Regions from separate parts of the Homo sapiens genome. Here region 2 is linked to region 1. A link is an interaction called in ENCODE POLR2A ChIA-PET data of the cell type or tissue named here. Cell type or tissue: GM12878. All regions are shown on one strand.

Evidence for each region. Peaks named below come from ENCODE experiments on the same cell type or tissue, not always from the same donor. Only the 100,000 strongest peaks of a DNase experiment are listed, where the experiment ranks them.
Region 2: POLR2A ChIA-PET joins it to region 1 with 7 read pairs; 3 of 35 experiments call an interaction of 5 or more read pairs at or near these places.

What each region holds. Positions count from the first base shown.
Region 1 is chr14:35,276,604-35,280,603 of GRCh38, reverse strand. It overlaps PRORP (protein only RNase P catalytic subunit), which reads right to left. Exons shown (of 8, transcript NM_014672.4): 8 at 2,982-4,000. PRORP-PSMA6 (PRORP-PSMA6 readthrough) reads right to left here. Exons shown (of 15, transcript NR_182666.1): 9 at 1,886-2,051. It also overlaps a transcript of PSMA6 not described here. Among named protein-coding and RNA genes, the nearest start is that of PSMA6, 14 kb to the left of the region's middle. In GM12878, no CTCF peak of the experiment used is centred here; no DNase peak of the experiment used is centred here.
Region 2 is chr14:35,478,211-35,482,210 of GRCh38, reverse strand. The region is part of intron 1 of LOC107984681 (a long non-coding RNA gene); the gene reads right to left. LOC105370450 (a long non-coding RNA gene) reads left to right here. Exons shown (of 3, transcript XR_943749.3): 2 at 3,814-4,000. Among named protein-coding and RNA genes, the nearest start is that of INSM2, 54 kb to the left of the region's middle. In GM12878, no CTCF peak of the experiment used is centred here; a DNase peak (open chromatin) is centred at 1,620.

The DNA.
Region 1 (4,000 bases):
TTAAGACCAGCTTGGCCAACATGACGAAACCCTGTCTCTACTAAACATACAAAAATTAGGTGGGCATGGTGGCACGTGCCTGTAATCCCAGCTACTTGGGAGGCTGAGGCATGAGAATCACTTGAATCCGGGAGGTGGAGGTTGCAGTGAGCCAAATTGACGCCACTGAGCTCCAGCCTGGGTGATAGAGTGAGACTCCATCTCAAGAAAAAGAAAAAAAAAAAAAAAAGAAACAATGAGACCAAAATGTGGATGGAGTTGGAATCTCTGGTGATACTGGCAATGGGAGTGGAAGAAAAATACATTTTTGTTGTTGTTGTATTTTTAGTAGAGACAGGGTTTTGCCATGTTGGCCAGCCTGGTCTCGAACTCCTGACCTCAGGTGATCCACCTGCCTCGGCCTCCCAAAGTGCTGGGATTACAGGCGTGAGCCATTGCGCCAGGCCGAAAAATACATTCTTTTTTTTTTTTTTGAGACGGAGTCTTGCTCTGTCGCCCAGGCTGGAGCTGGAGTGTAGTGGCGCGATCTCGGCTCACTGCAAGCTCCGCCTCCCTGGTTCACGCCATTCTCCTGCCTCAGCCTCCCGAGTAGCTGGGATTACAGGCACCTGCCACCACGCCTGGCTAATTTTTTTGTGTTTTTAGTAGAGACGGGGTTTCACCGTGTTAGCCAGGATGGTCTCGATCTCCTGACCTCGTGATCCGCCCGCCTCGGCCTCCCAAAGTGCTGGGATTACAGGCGTGAGCCACCACGCCCGGCCCGAAAAGTACATTCTTATAACATGTATAAAGTACAAACTATTCAATACTGATTTCCTCACAGAAACTTCCCTTGGTGTGTTGATGAACAAAGAGTTACATGATTTGCTTTAAGCAGTAAAAAGCTCTTTATCTGTGTAAAGCAGCAATTGTTCCTTAGACGTTCTCTTCAAAAACATGGCCTGACCAGAGTTTATTTCTTTAGGAGTTGGAGATCAGAGGGCCTGACTTAGAAAAGACCCATTACATCAAGGATTTGACCACTCCTGCCAGAATAGCGCTAAGTGCCAAAGGACGTGACCCTTAATTTGAGCCAACAGCTATTATCAGGGTTCAGCTTCTGTGAACACAGATTTCCTTCTGAACAAAGCAAGCCTTGAGTAGCAGTTTGTGAGTATACAGCTATGCAAATACTATTTTATGGTGTCCAGCAATGCTGTAGTTTAAGCTGGCTGCCCCTTTTTATGAATTTACATTATTAATTATTAGAATACATGAGGCCGAGTGCAGTGGCTCATGCCTGTAATCCCAGCACTTTGGGAGGTCGAGGTGGGCGGATCACCTGAGGTCTGGAGTTCGAGACTAGCCTGACCAACATGGAGAAACCCTGTCTCTACTAAAAATACAAAATTAGCCGGGCATAGTGGCACATGCCTGTAATCCCAGCTACTCAGGAGGCTGAAGCAGGAGAATTGCTTGAACCAGGGAGGCGGAGGTTGCAGTGAGCCGAGATCGCGCCACTGCACTCCAGCCTGGGCGAGAAGAGCGAAACTCCATCTCAAACACACACACAAAAAAGAATACATGAGGAAGAAGTGACTGTAAGAACAGGGAAAATTTTTCATTTTCTGTCAGGTGAAAAAAACATGTTACGAAAGAGTTCCTAGAGAATAAGTATATATGTATAGAAAAACAAAAAATGAGTATATATGCATAGAAAAATATATACGTACAACAACTTAATAGCAATAGACTGCTCAGCCATGGAACACAGGATAGAAAAAAAAGCAACTTGGGATTCTAGAGCAAGGTCATTGTAAAGAGGAATAAAATATAAGAATGATTTATTTTCAAAGAATCAGTAATATAGTACATCTCAAGCAACAAGTCTGAGTGAGGGACTTACCTCTCCGAAGACCTGCCATAGCCACCTCCAAAGGAAGCTACTTCATGAGGTGGAGGCTCCATCCCATTCTCCCAGCCTAGGACACTACCCTGCTCCAGCAGAGCCGCATGGATGGAATCGTCAGGGAATTCCACTGGCATCCTATTGGATACTGACATTCTCTGTTCTGATGCAGTCATAGAAAGCACAAGAAACCTTATTTATTTATTTATTTTTGAGATGGAATCTCGCTCTGTCATCAGGCTGGAGTACAGTGGTGCAATCTCAGCTCACTGCAACCTCCGCCTCCCGGGTTCAAGCAATTCTCCTGCCTCAGCCTCCCGAGTAGCTGGGACTACAGGCGCACACCACCATGCCCAGCTAATTTTTGTATTTTTAGTAGAGACGGGGTTTCACCATGTTGGCCAGGATGGTCTCAATCAATCTCTTGACCTCAGGTGATCCTCCCGCCTCGGCCTCCCAAAGTGCTGGGATTACAGACATGAGTCACTGCACCCGGCCAGGAAACCTCTTTTAATAGTAGACTTTAAATATTTAGATGTGAACTGAACTTGGTATCTATATAATGTTCTAGTCCATCTGAGAGTGATGAGGCAATCTGACCTGGTCTCATTAAAATGAATTAATGTCTATCATATTCAAAATTAAAGCCCCTACTATTGATTTCTCAAGTATTTGCTTCTTGGGCTGGCTTTTAAATAGCACTGAAGAGATGAGTGGGACAGTCATTTTAATGTGCTCGAAATTAACTCTCTACATCAAATTTCTTGTCAGAAGTTACCAAAACCTTCCTATGTTACTGCTATTTATAACAACAAATTACCACAGTTATCATAATAACTCGATCCATTAGATAAGAGTATACTTCTGAGGGCACTCTGGTAGCAAAATAATTTTTAGCTGCCATCAGTGACTAGATAATTGTCTTCCTGTTTATTTCCATTACCAGTTAAAAGCAAGTTGTGTATGTAGTAGAACCTCTGGAAGCACTCGTCAGATCAAATAATGCCAAAAAAACCCACAAAAACAAAAAACTAAACTTGGGGAGAGGGAACGTCAGGACATCATGAAAAAGCATAAATGGAGATGATAAAAGTAAAGATTATTTCTCAAATTTTATTACATTTATTCATCTGTGTTCCTGTCTCTTGTATTTTCATCCTGTTAATTTCTATGGCTTCCCCTCTGTAGAGCTCTAAATGGAACTTCCTTTGTTTATTTAGCACAGACTCAAGCAGACTGCTTGTCACTGGCCAGGACTGGGCAGGTAAAAGCTGGTCCTATTTCCTTTCTGCTCACTCCTAAGTGCCTTTTACAAATTTCCTTTCTTATTCTTGCTCCCCTCCTGCCTCCTGTAGGGCTGCTGGACTATAGATAGAGATGCCTCATTTCAGGCTGTGCGGGGTGACTCACACCTGTAATCCCAGCACTTTGGGAGGCTGAGGTGGGTGGATCACCTGAGGTCAGGAGTTTGAGAGCAACCGGGGCAACATGGTGAAAACCCGTCTCTACTAAAAATGCAAAAATTAGCCAGGCGTCATGGCGCATGCCTGTAATTCCAGCTGCCCGAGAGGCAGAGGCATGAGAATTGCTTGAACCCAGGAGGCAGAGGTTGCAGTGAACTGAGATCAAACCATTGCACTCCAGCCTAGATGAAAAAAGATCAAGACTCTGTCTCAAAAAAAAAAATAAATAAAAGTGAGAAATCTGCTAGAGGACCAAGGAAGCAGTAATTATATTTAAGTGCATACTTGAGAAGAAAAATTAATTTCCTATGAAGAATAAGCCACCTCAGATGAGGTAGACCCAACAGAGCCCTGAGAGAATAAACTCAGCCTTCTTCCTTGAGATTTTCTTTCCACTGGGTCTGAGAACAGCAGGAGGAAAAGTGTATAAATTCAGAATGCAAGGGGGAAGCACAAAGTATTTTAGAAATACTTTTAAGTGGCAAAGTCAATGCTCTTTCAAATCCTTCATTGTTCACAACTGATTTTAAAGATACTAACAATTTAAGAGTACAGCTTTTAAAATAATTCCTCCTTCTTGTGGTGTCCAGGAGCTTGCTTGACAGGTACCTTTTTTTCACTCAAATGATCAGAACACAAATGGGCAGCC
Region 2 (4,000 bases), 200 kb before region 1:
CCTGTCATGTACATATGGTCCATCTCATTCTCATGCTTTGTTGGATTGAACTATTCAAAACAGTAATGAGGATTGACACAACTTAAAGGAAAAGAGACTCATTTCAGTTCATCTCTCTTTATGTTCCCAATTTTCCTAGAACTTGTCTTTATTAAGTTTCCTTTATTCTGGTTTTGTTTCTGAGACATTGTATGAAATGAAAACTAGTCCCACGTTAAACTCAACTAGAGAGAGATTATCTTTAAAGCATTCATATAAACAAAGGGACTATGAAATAGCCAACATCATAATTGGAACTAGAGCAAATCACAGTAAAACAAAAATTATTGATTAGGTTTTATTCTTAACACCAGTTAAGTAACTATGTGCAAGTGTAAAACCTTCACTTGTTGATTTCTAAGATTAAAATCCATAAAACTGTCCATAATCTATACCTCTCACATTTACCTCTCCATAGTAGATCAAACAAGAGTAATTAGATTTCTGCCTGACTAGCAGGGGAGAAAAAAACTGTTTCATTTTTGGATCAAAATCTTCCTAGTGGATTGAATCACATTCTTTTCCTTTACCTATCAACAGTTAGCAATTGCTTTTGTGTTTTATTTGGTTCAAACTATCAAAATGTGATTCTATAATTTTCAGTAGAAAGAATGTCAGAGTCTAAAATTTGATTCTCATTCTAGATTTAAAGATTATTCTCCCCATTTCACTTTCTCCAAAGTTCTAGGCTTGATATCATTTTAAATGTGATAGTACCTATCTTCCTCATCCCCACAAAAGAAAAATCAACTTGTAATCCGAAGCCTTAGTTCACTGAAAGGCAAACTATAATTATTGATTTAGAATATGACTTTAGTACCAGAAAAGCAATTATCTGACCTTACCTTATCCCTATGCTCTTGCCTTATCCCAATTCAAATGAGACTGACACTGTTGAATATCTAATAACAATATCTAATAACAGTAATTTCACAAGATGCTATTTCTGAAACAAGATTACATTCTGTACAGCCTCACTTATTCTTATGTAAAACTCAGAATCTTAAACCAGCTCCTATAAAGGCATTTAATATTTCATCCACATGGGCTAAACTATCATCCATATCAGCCCTACCTCCTGGTTACTTCAGCAAAAGATATGTAATAGGAAGCATAGCTATGGCCATAATTACTTTAAAATCAGTTTGTTCACATTTGGATCTGCAGTTCTTACAAATGAAAATACATAATTATAACATTAAAAAGCAAATCACGGCTGGGCGCGGTGGCTCACACCTGTAATCCCAGCACTTTGGGAGGCTGAGGTGGTGGATTACTTGAGGTCAAGAGTTCAAGACCAGCCTGGCCAACATGGTAACAAACATTTGCCAGGCGTGGTGGTGTATGCCTGTAATCCCAGCTACTCGGGAGGCTGAGGCAGGATAATCACTTGAACCTAGGAGGCAGAGGTTGCAGTGAGCCGAGATCACACCACTGCACTCCAGCCTGGGGGACAGAGTGAGACTCTGTCTTAAAAAAAAAAAAAAATGCAACTCATGGTTCTGGTAATAACTTTACCAACTAGAGATAAGTCAACTGGGGTAAAAAGACAAAAGTTTCAGTTCTCATTCTGTCTTGAAAGTGACACTGGTACAGTCATACATCACTTAACGACAGGGATACATTCTGAGAAATGTGTCCTTAGGTGATTTTGTCATTGTTCAAACATCATAGAGTGTACTTACACAAACTTAGATGGTATACATAAACCAGTGGCATAGTCATTTATTATCATTATCAGATATTATGTACTATACATAATTGCATGTGCCGTACTTTTATACTACTGTCAGTGCAGTAGGTTGGTTTACACCAGCATCACCGCAAACACATGAGTAATACATTGTGCTAGATGTTACAATAGTGATGATGTCACAAGATAGGAATTTTTCAGCTCCATTATAATCTTATGGGACCACCATTGTATATGTGGCCCATTGTTAACTGAAACGTCATTATGCAGTGCAGCGCACGACTATATATTGATATGGTGCACTTTGGACCTGAGCACTTGAGCAGTGGCAGGAATTGATGGAAAAAAGGAAAAGAGCTTCTGGAATTTTTTGTTGTTGTTGTTGTTTTTGTTTTTATTTTTGTAGAGACAGGGTCTCACTACGTTGCCCGGGCTGGTCTCAAACTCCTGGGCTCAAAGTGCTCGGATTACAGAAATGAGCCAACCATGCCCAGCCTGGAAGTTTCAGAAAGAGAAAAATCGGATGTTCCTGCAGAAAGGTAACACTATTTTTTAGAGGAGCTGCCGGTTTACTAGTATATTAGTTAGTGGTTTCTTAAAAAAGAAACGAGCTGGCACTTTAGAACATTTCAGCCTGGCATACTATATAAAGCTATTTGTTTAGTCGTAGCAAAGGAAAGATGATCTCAGCCACATAGCTTGTTTATATATGTTGGACCTATCTTAGAGCACATTTCATCCCCCTGTAGCGTTAATTGTTAATGGTAGTTTTACTTATTTTAATAAACATGATGCGAATAATAGAACTGCACCTGCATTTTAGAGTTTAGACAATGTTGTCACATACATCTCATTTGATCCTTACAACTCTGTGAATTGGGTAGTACAGATACTGTTTTTACAAATGAGGAAGCTGAGATTCAGAGAGGCCAAGTAACTTGCCTAAGATTTCCCAGCCAGAGAGACCTAGAACTGACTACTATATTACATCATGTCACTTCATGGTAATAAAACTCTTCAGTGGGGTACTGCAGGGTAAGACATTCTATATTATATGGGCATGTAATTATAGTAACACAGGAAGAAATGTTCGAACACGTACAAAATTCGTTTAGTCACTATTTAGGTGACCAAAAGATGGCATTAACTGTTATCTTGCGTCTGCATTGTATATTAAGGAGTATACTGTGAATAATCTTTGAGATTTTATCTTTGTGTGTGAGAAACAGGCTCTCACTGTATTGCCCAGGCTGGAGTGCAGTGGTGCACTCACGGCTCACTGTAGCACTGATCTCCCAGGCTCAAGTGATCCTACCACCTCAGCCTCCTGAGTAGCCAGGACCACAGGCATATGCCACCATGCCAAGCTAATTTTTTTATTTTTTGTAGAGGCAGAGTCTCACTATGTTGTCCAGGCTGGGCCTGAACTCCTGGGCTCCAGTGATCCACCTGCCTTGGCCTCCCAAAGTGCTGGGATTACAGGCATGAGCCACCACGCCTAGCCTGAGATTTTCTTTAGTGATGGCTGCAATTAAATTTTTAGTGAAAATAGTTTTTTTCTGATTCTAATAATGATACATTCTGGTAGGACAGAAAAATATGAATATAATATATAAAATATAAAGAATGAAGTATAATGTACTAGAACTCCCAGCACCTAGGGTAAACCACTGCTCCTTTCAGAATCTCTCAAAGCACATACACATGCACACACAAGACTTTATCCTTTTTAAACTATCGTCATTTTTCACTAGACAACACTTTAAATATTTTCCCATATCAATAGATGAGATCTACTTACCCATTTTTAATTGTTGATAGTATACAATGTATAGATGTACCTTTTTTCCCCCATCTAAGCTTCTATTGGTGGACATTTGAGACATTTCCATTTTTATTTTGCTATTATAAATTATTGGGAAAATTTAGGACACTATTCCTGAAAGTATTACTGAATCAGAGATTACTCCAATTTAAGATTACGATAAATATTGCCATACATCTCTCCAGAAATGTTGTAATTTGTATTCATGTTGACAGTGACTGAGGACAAATTTTCTCACACTTTCCGTGATAAACAGGTTATGTCAAGTAATTTTCATCTTTTCCAAAATGAATAATTGAAATGGGAACATGTGAGAAGACCCCGATGAAACTGGGAGCATTGAACCCCTGAATTCTGCTGAGTGTTCTTTGCAGTAAAAGACCCCTTCTCTACAGCCTTATGGAGAGTTCCTTACAGTTTACTGAGGAAGAGAAAACTCAGGC